Linked DNA regions of Homo sapiens: region 1 is linked to region 2. A link is an interaction called in ENCODE POLR2A ChIA-PET data of the cell type or tissue named here. Cell type or tissue: Panc1. All regions are shown on one strand. Links, peaks and the distances in the headings refer to the core of each region. The heading gives the core; the rest is flanking DNA. Region 1 overlaps CD44 (CD44 molecule (IN blood group)). Region 2 overlaps LDLRAD3 (low density lipoprotein receptor class A domain containing 3).

Region 1 (2,917 bases), core at 254-2,753, 910 kb before region 2:
GGAAGTTTTTCATCTCCTTTTTTTATTCAAAAAGAAAAAGAATTTCTCAATTTCTGAACCACAGTTCACTTTAGTTAACCCCTTTGATTGCCTAATAATGCCAAAAATGATTTCTCTGTTAATTGGCTTCACATTTTTGCTCTATGCTGAAGTAGTATTGGGAACTGCAGTGTAGCTTCCATCTCTGTTTGGAGGTACACTGATCTGATCTGATACTAGAGAAGATAAAAAATGAATTAGCAAATTGTGAACACAATGAAATGACTGACGTAGGTGTAGATTCCAACATTTTTCTGAAGGTGTCTTGACCAAAAAAAAAAAAAAAAAAGGCACGTGTGAAACCTTTCCATTCTGTTCTTGATGGCTTGGCTTTAATGGCATATGGTTAATGAGTTAATAATAAACATATCTGAAAGTGTGGGGGAGTTTTCATTAGCCTTTAAAAACTTATATGGTGAGATTATGTCCACACTTATTCTTTCAGCTTTCTTAAAGAGAATATTCAGTTTTAAAGATCATAGCCACTTGTTTTGAGATTTATGTATTAGCTTCGGAGATCAGAACATAAGAATTTGGGGTATGCAAGTCAACTCCCTCACTTTCTTTTAAAAATCCTGGGAAATCCATTATACCTTCTGTGCCTGATTTTCTTCCTTTGCAAGTGGGTTGCTTGGCGTCCAGCTCAGCCACTAATGCAAGTCACCACAACAGGTACGTCTTCAAATACCATCTCAGCAGGCTGGGAGCCAAATGAAGAAAATGAAGATGAAAGAGACAGACACCTCAGTTTTTCTGGATCAGGCATTGATGATGATGAAGATTTTATCTCCAGCACCAGTAAGAATAATCAATTACAGTACAGCCATTTATGCAAGGCTTATTGATTAATCTGAGTGATACCAAATTGTATCTCTCTTGAGAAGTAGTTAATGTGAAAAATGGGTGAACCTATGATCATACCTTAGTTATATCTTGATGAGATTATGGAAGAAGAAATAGAATGTTTTGAGAAGTGGGGAAAATATCTCACAAAATTTCTCTTGTCTCATGTTCTTCCTGTTTTATTTATCTATGGGATCTACTGCTACAGATTGTCTTTGAATGATCAGGCTTTATCAGAGAATGACATTAAAACAGTACAAAAAATGTACATTGTGTACTTACTGTGCTAGGTGCTGGAAACACGAAGATGAAAAGAGCCAGAGCCTTTGCTTTTCAGAAGCTCATGGTCTGTTGGAGCAATAGACTTGAAGAATGTGATGAGGAGGGTATTAATTAAAAGTTGTAGGCCAGGCGTGGTGGCTCACACCTGTAATCCCAGCACCCTGGGAGGCCGAGGCGGGCAGATGACGAGGTCAGGAGATCGAGACCATCCTGGCTAACACAGTGAAACCCCATCTCTACTAAAAAATACAAAAAATTAACCAGGCGTAGTGGCGGGTGCCTGTAGTCCTAGCTATTCGGGAGGCTGAGGCAGGAGAATGGTGTGAACCCAGGAGGAGATCGCGCCACTGCACTCCAGCACTCTAACCTGGGTGACAGAGCCAGACTCCATCTCAAAAAAAAAAAAAAAAAGTTGTGGAAGTTCCTAAATTGAAGGCCCTAAAGGCTTAAATGATGGGAGCTAGAACTCAAGAATTATCTTAGTTAATCAAAGCCCAGCTGAGGTCAAAGGAACAAATCCAGAGTTTTAACAAATGAGCTGGACACCAATATAGCAGAAAGACCTTGAAGGGAAGGGCAAATGTCAGGTTAGCTTTAGCAAGACATTGCCACTTATTAAAAGCAAATAATGAAACCACTATTGGTACATAATAGTATCCAAATTTTTGACAATTATAAAACTTTTTGAGAACAAAGAGATGGAAATTGAGCTTTAAAGATATCCTTAAAAAGTTAAAAACATGCAAAGGTTGGTCTAATATTCTGCCAGATTACTGAGTTTTCCACACATACCTGTAATGACTTAAGATTTTGCTGAACAGAGCTGAGAATCCTGAACCTGACTCCATCACAGTTCTGCTTTTCCTTAGAAAAAAGGCTTTTGGGGTGCTGTGTGAGCTCTCCCAATTCACTGAAGTTCTATCCATTCCATTAAAATCTGAGAATTTCATCCTCAAATGGACAGAGAAGAAAGGGTCCAGAAAAAAAAATAGCTTAGGCCTTGAAGGCATCTGAGTATATAACATTGATATGACAAATACTCAAAAGGAACTAGAATTTTCTATCTAAACTTTTAAGTGATTTTTTTTTTAGACCCGACACCCCTCCAGAGCTTAATCTATGGAATAAGAAAATTCCTTTTGGTAACTTCAGAACAAAAACCAAATAATCAAAAACACTGGAGTTTTACATTATACTGTCTCCTGTGTTCAGCATGTGGCCCAGCTTTGCAGATGGGCCCATCAGTAAATACGTGGTCTTGATACTGAAGAAATTAAATTCCCTTGGGTGGTAACCCAAACAGATCTACCTGTAAATGAATTGTATGGTCAGGCTTCAGGGAAAAATTTCCCATGGTGTTGTTTTTTTTTTTTTTTTTTTTTTTTTTTAATTTTTTAAATCTCTATGGCATATTTTTCCAATTTCTGCTTTTCTTTTTTTTTCTTTTCTGCTTAGCACCTATGGACATAATTCAACATGATGCCCTCTTTCTTCTGGAGGGGTGTGATAACTGCTTGATAATAAGCACTTTTTCAGGCCTATTGAGAATGTGGTTAATGATTCTAAACTTGATTTTTCATAACTTGTAAAATAGAGCTGACAGTATTATAGTTCTGAAAACAGTTTTGCGTTATTTGGGTATCAAAATAAAGTTTGAAACAATTAGGATGGATTTGCAAATAACCTTTCACAAAACATGTTGACTCAGATTTTGTCATGATCCTTCTGTTAGGTGCATCTCTTATTCCAGCCC
Region 2 (2,917 bases), core at 313-2,812:
TACCTGGGTTATTCAATCAGGTCAGTTATGTCTTTTTTTTTGGCCCCAGTTTGACTTCCTGATAGCTTTGTGGCCAGTGAAAGGTGGAAATGTGCTCTGTGTTGCAAATATGTCAGTTCTTGTCACATCCCCCAAGTACTCCAAGCAGCTCTTTCTTGTTTCCACCTTGTTTTCCTCTCTGGAAACCCACCATGTTATCAGTCTGTTTCATCTTTTTTTTTTTTTTTTCTTTCTCTGAGATGGAGTCTCACTCTGTTGCCCAGGCTGGAGTGCAGTAGAGCGATCTCAGCTCACTGCATCCTCCGCCTCCCGGGTTCAAGCACTTCTCTGCCTCACTCTCCCGAGTAGCGGGGATTACAGGCGCCTGCCACCACACCCGGCTAATTTTTATGTTTTTAGTAGAGATGGGGTTTCGCCATCTTGGCCAGGCTGGCCTGGACTCTTGACCTCGTGATCCACCTGCCTCGGCCTCCCAAAGTGTTGGGGTTACAGGCGTGAGCCACCACGCCCGGCCCAGTCTGGTTCATCTTTAGTTCATTTTGTGGAATGCCTCTAAATGACACTTACCCATCTTCTCCCATTGGTTCTCTTCCTTGAGATTTTGTGCCCTTTATCATGTGTCTGCTGCTCAAATTTGCATCAGTAGGTCAGCTGTTATTGAAACCCTCCTTTTTTTCTTTAAGAAAATTTATTTGTACCTCTACAGCAGAAATAGAGAGAGAATAAGTTTGTGCAAACCACACTTTATGAAATGGATCCTCATAGCACATCCTTTTTAATGCAGGCTTGTTGTTGCAACATTATTCCTGGATTTTCAAAATCCAGCCAACATGGATACCTCTGCTACTCTGAAACCCTCCTTTTTGCAGAGCACATTGCTAGGTGCTGAGAGTCAAGAGAATTCCTATGAGCTGCTTCATTCTAGTAGCTTATTTTTTAATTGAAGAGAAAGACCAGGAATACACAACCATCTCTTTGACCACTACTAACTTGAGAAATGTTGCATAAGGCCTTCTATTTAAAAGTAAACGTGAATTCCCCATATATCCAGAGTGCCAGGGGACTTAATGTATGTTAAATTAGTTGCCCTGTCCTCAGCAACTTCCAGACCGTGCACTCATGACCTTTGGAAGGGGCAGCCCTCTGCTCTCCAAGACACCTCCCTGCCATCTCAGTCATTGTTGACCAAACCTTAAGTGGACAATTGATCCTAGGCTAGTCTGTTTATCAGCTGGCCAGCAGCAAATCAGAATGTCTCTTTCAAAGACACTCAGGGCTGAATCAGCCTTAGGATGCTAAGCAAATCATTCCGTAGGATAGGACACAGTCACATAGAAGCTACAGCTGGGAAAGGCAGAATTCATAGTAGAGAGTGCTGGTCCACCTAGAGGCCAGCCCAAGAGGCCAGAGGTGGCCATCCCCAAAAGAGAGATGGAGAGAGTATTTGCTTTTTTTCCTCAGATGTTTTCCCAAATCCCCAGGAAGCCCAGTATCTCTGCCTTTTCAGTGAAGCCTCTGTCTTCTAGAGTATGCCTTTCCCTTCATTTGAACTGATTTGAGTGGATTGCAAGCTCTTACCAAGAATGGTCAGTGTCAGTCAGTCATACATGGAGTCATGGAAGACCTACATTGCATACCTCTGACAAATAGGAAGGAATGGGAAGACAGGGAAAAGGTTCAGAAAGACAGATATGTGCACATCTTTTGAGGGACTTTTGGGATCTAGTTTCTAGGGTTTCTTCTATGATTCTTTCTCACATTAGGTTCTTAATGTGGAATATTTGAGGTGGCCCAGGGATTCTGTATTAGTTAGAACATAGGGTAAGCTGCCATAACAAAGAGATCCCATCGTGAAGTGGCTAAAATGAGATGCAGGTTATGGCTTAATAAGTGCCTTCGATGAGAAAAAGATCTCTCACTTGGAATACCCCAGAGATGAGCAGTTTAGGCCAACAGGGAGCTCTCCGCTCCTCAGGAATTCCAAGACCACTACAGTGGTTACTATTTCTGAGACATCAGAAAGCGGGGAAGTACAGAAGGAGAAGACTGAAATTAAAAAAAAAAGAAAGAAAAAGGAAATAAGAAGGGGAGACCAGGACAGATAGCTTGATATATAAGAAGATGACCTGAAAGTTATACACATCACTTTCACTGATGATGTGGTTGCCTGATCATGACATATTCACATGACCACACCTAGCTGCAAGGGAGGCTGATCAATGTTTTCTTTCTCATTGTGGGTACTTATATCACCTTTTATATCCTAGGTGTAGAAATCACATAGCATCACTTTTTTTTTTTTTTTTTTTGAGACAGAGTCTTGCTCTGTCATCCAGGCTGGAGTTCAGCAGCATGATCTCAGCCCATTGCAACCCCTGCCTCCCAGGTTCATGCGATTCTCCTGCCTCAACCTCCTGAGTAGCTGAGATTACAGGCCCACGCCACCACACCCAGCTAATTTTTGTATTTTTAGTAGAGACGGAGTTTCGCCATTTTGGCCAGGCCGGTCTCAAACTCCTAACCTCAGGTGATCCACCTGCCTCGGCCTCCCAAAGTGCTGGGATTACAGGTGTGAGCCACCATTCCCAGCCAACTTCTGCCATACTCTATTGATCAAAATAGTCAGGACTTTCTATAATATTATGAAAAGGCAGAAAGGGAGATTGGATGGGTACTGGGGATTGATTAGCCACAGTCTTTGCCACAGACTCTTTTGGACTGAGCCGATAGGTCAAAGGTTAGCTTATGCAGTAGCATGGGCTGTAGGTTTTTTGCACTGATCAACACCGGAACTTTTAGAAGACTTTTAGAAGATTTGTTGCTGCTGTGAGTGACATCAGTTCACACAGCCTGAGAGAGAACTCTCAGTCCATGCTGTCCCTCCTTGGGCTCACTCAAGTGAAATGGGTCGAGCTGC

Evidence for each region. ChIA-PET counts read pairs that join two places held together with the same protein. Peaks named below come from ENCODE experiments on the same cell type or tissue, not always from the same donor. Only the 100,000 strongest peaks of a DNase experiment are listed, where the experiment ranks them.
Region 1: POLR2A ChIA-PET joins it to region 2 with 15 read pairs; 2 of 35 experiments call an interaction of 5 or more read pairs at or near these places.

Annotation. Positions count from the first base shown.
Region 1 is chr11:35,197,410-35,200,326 of GRCh38, forward strand. CD44 (CD44 molecule (IN blood group)) reads left to right here. Exons shown (of 18, transcript NM_000610.4): 7 at 712-837. Among named protein-coding and RNA genes, the nearest start is that of CD44-AS1, 16 kb to the right of the region's middle. In Panc1, for the core only: no CTCF peak of the experiment used is centred there; no DNase peak of the experiment used is centred there; H3K27ac peaks cover 1,850 bases.
Region 2 is chr11:36,111,383-36,114,299 of GRCh38, forward strand. All of the region lies in intron 4 of LDLRAD3 (low density lipoprotein receptor class A domain containing 3), which reads left to right. Among named protein-coding and RNA genes, the nearest start is that of MIR3973, 100 kb to the left of the region's middle. RefSeq lists an enhancer at 1-434. In Panc1, for the core only: no CTCF peak of the experiment used is centred there; no DNase peak of the experiment used is centred there.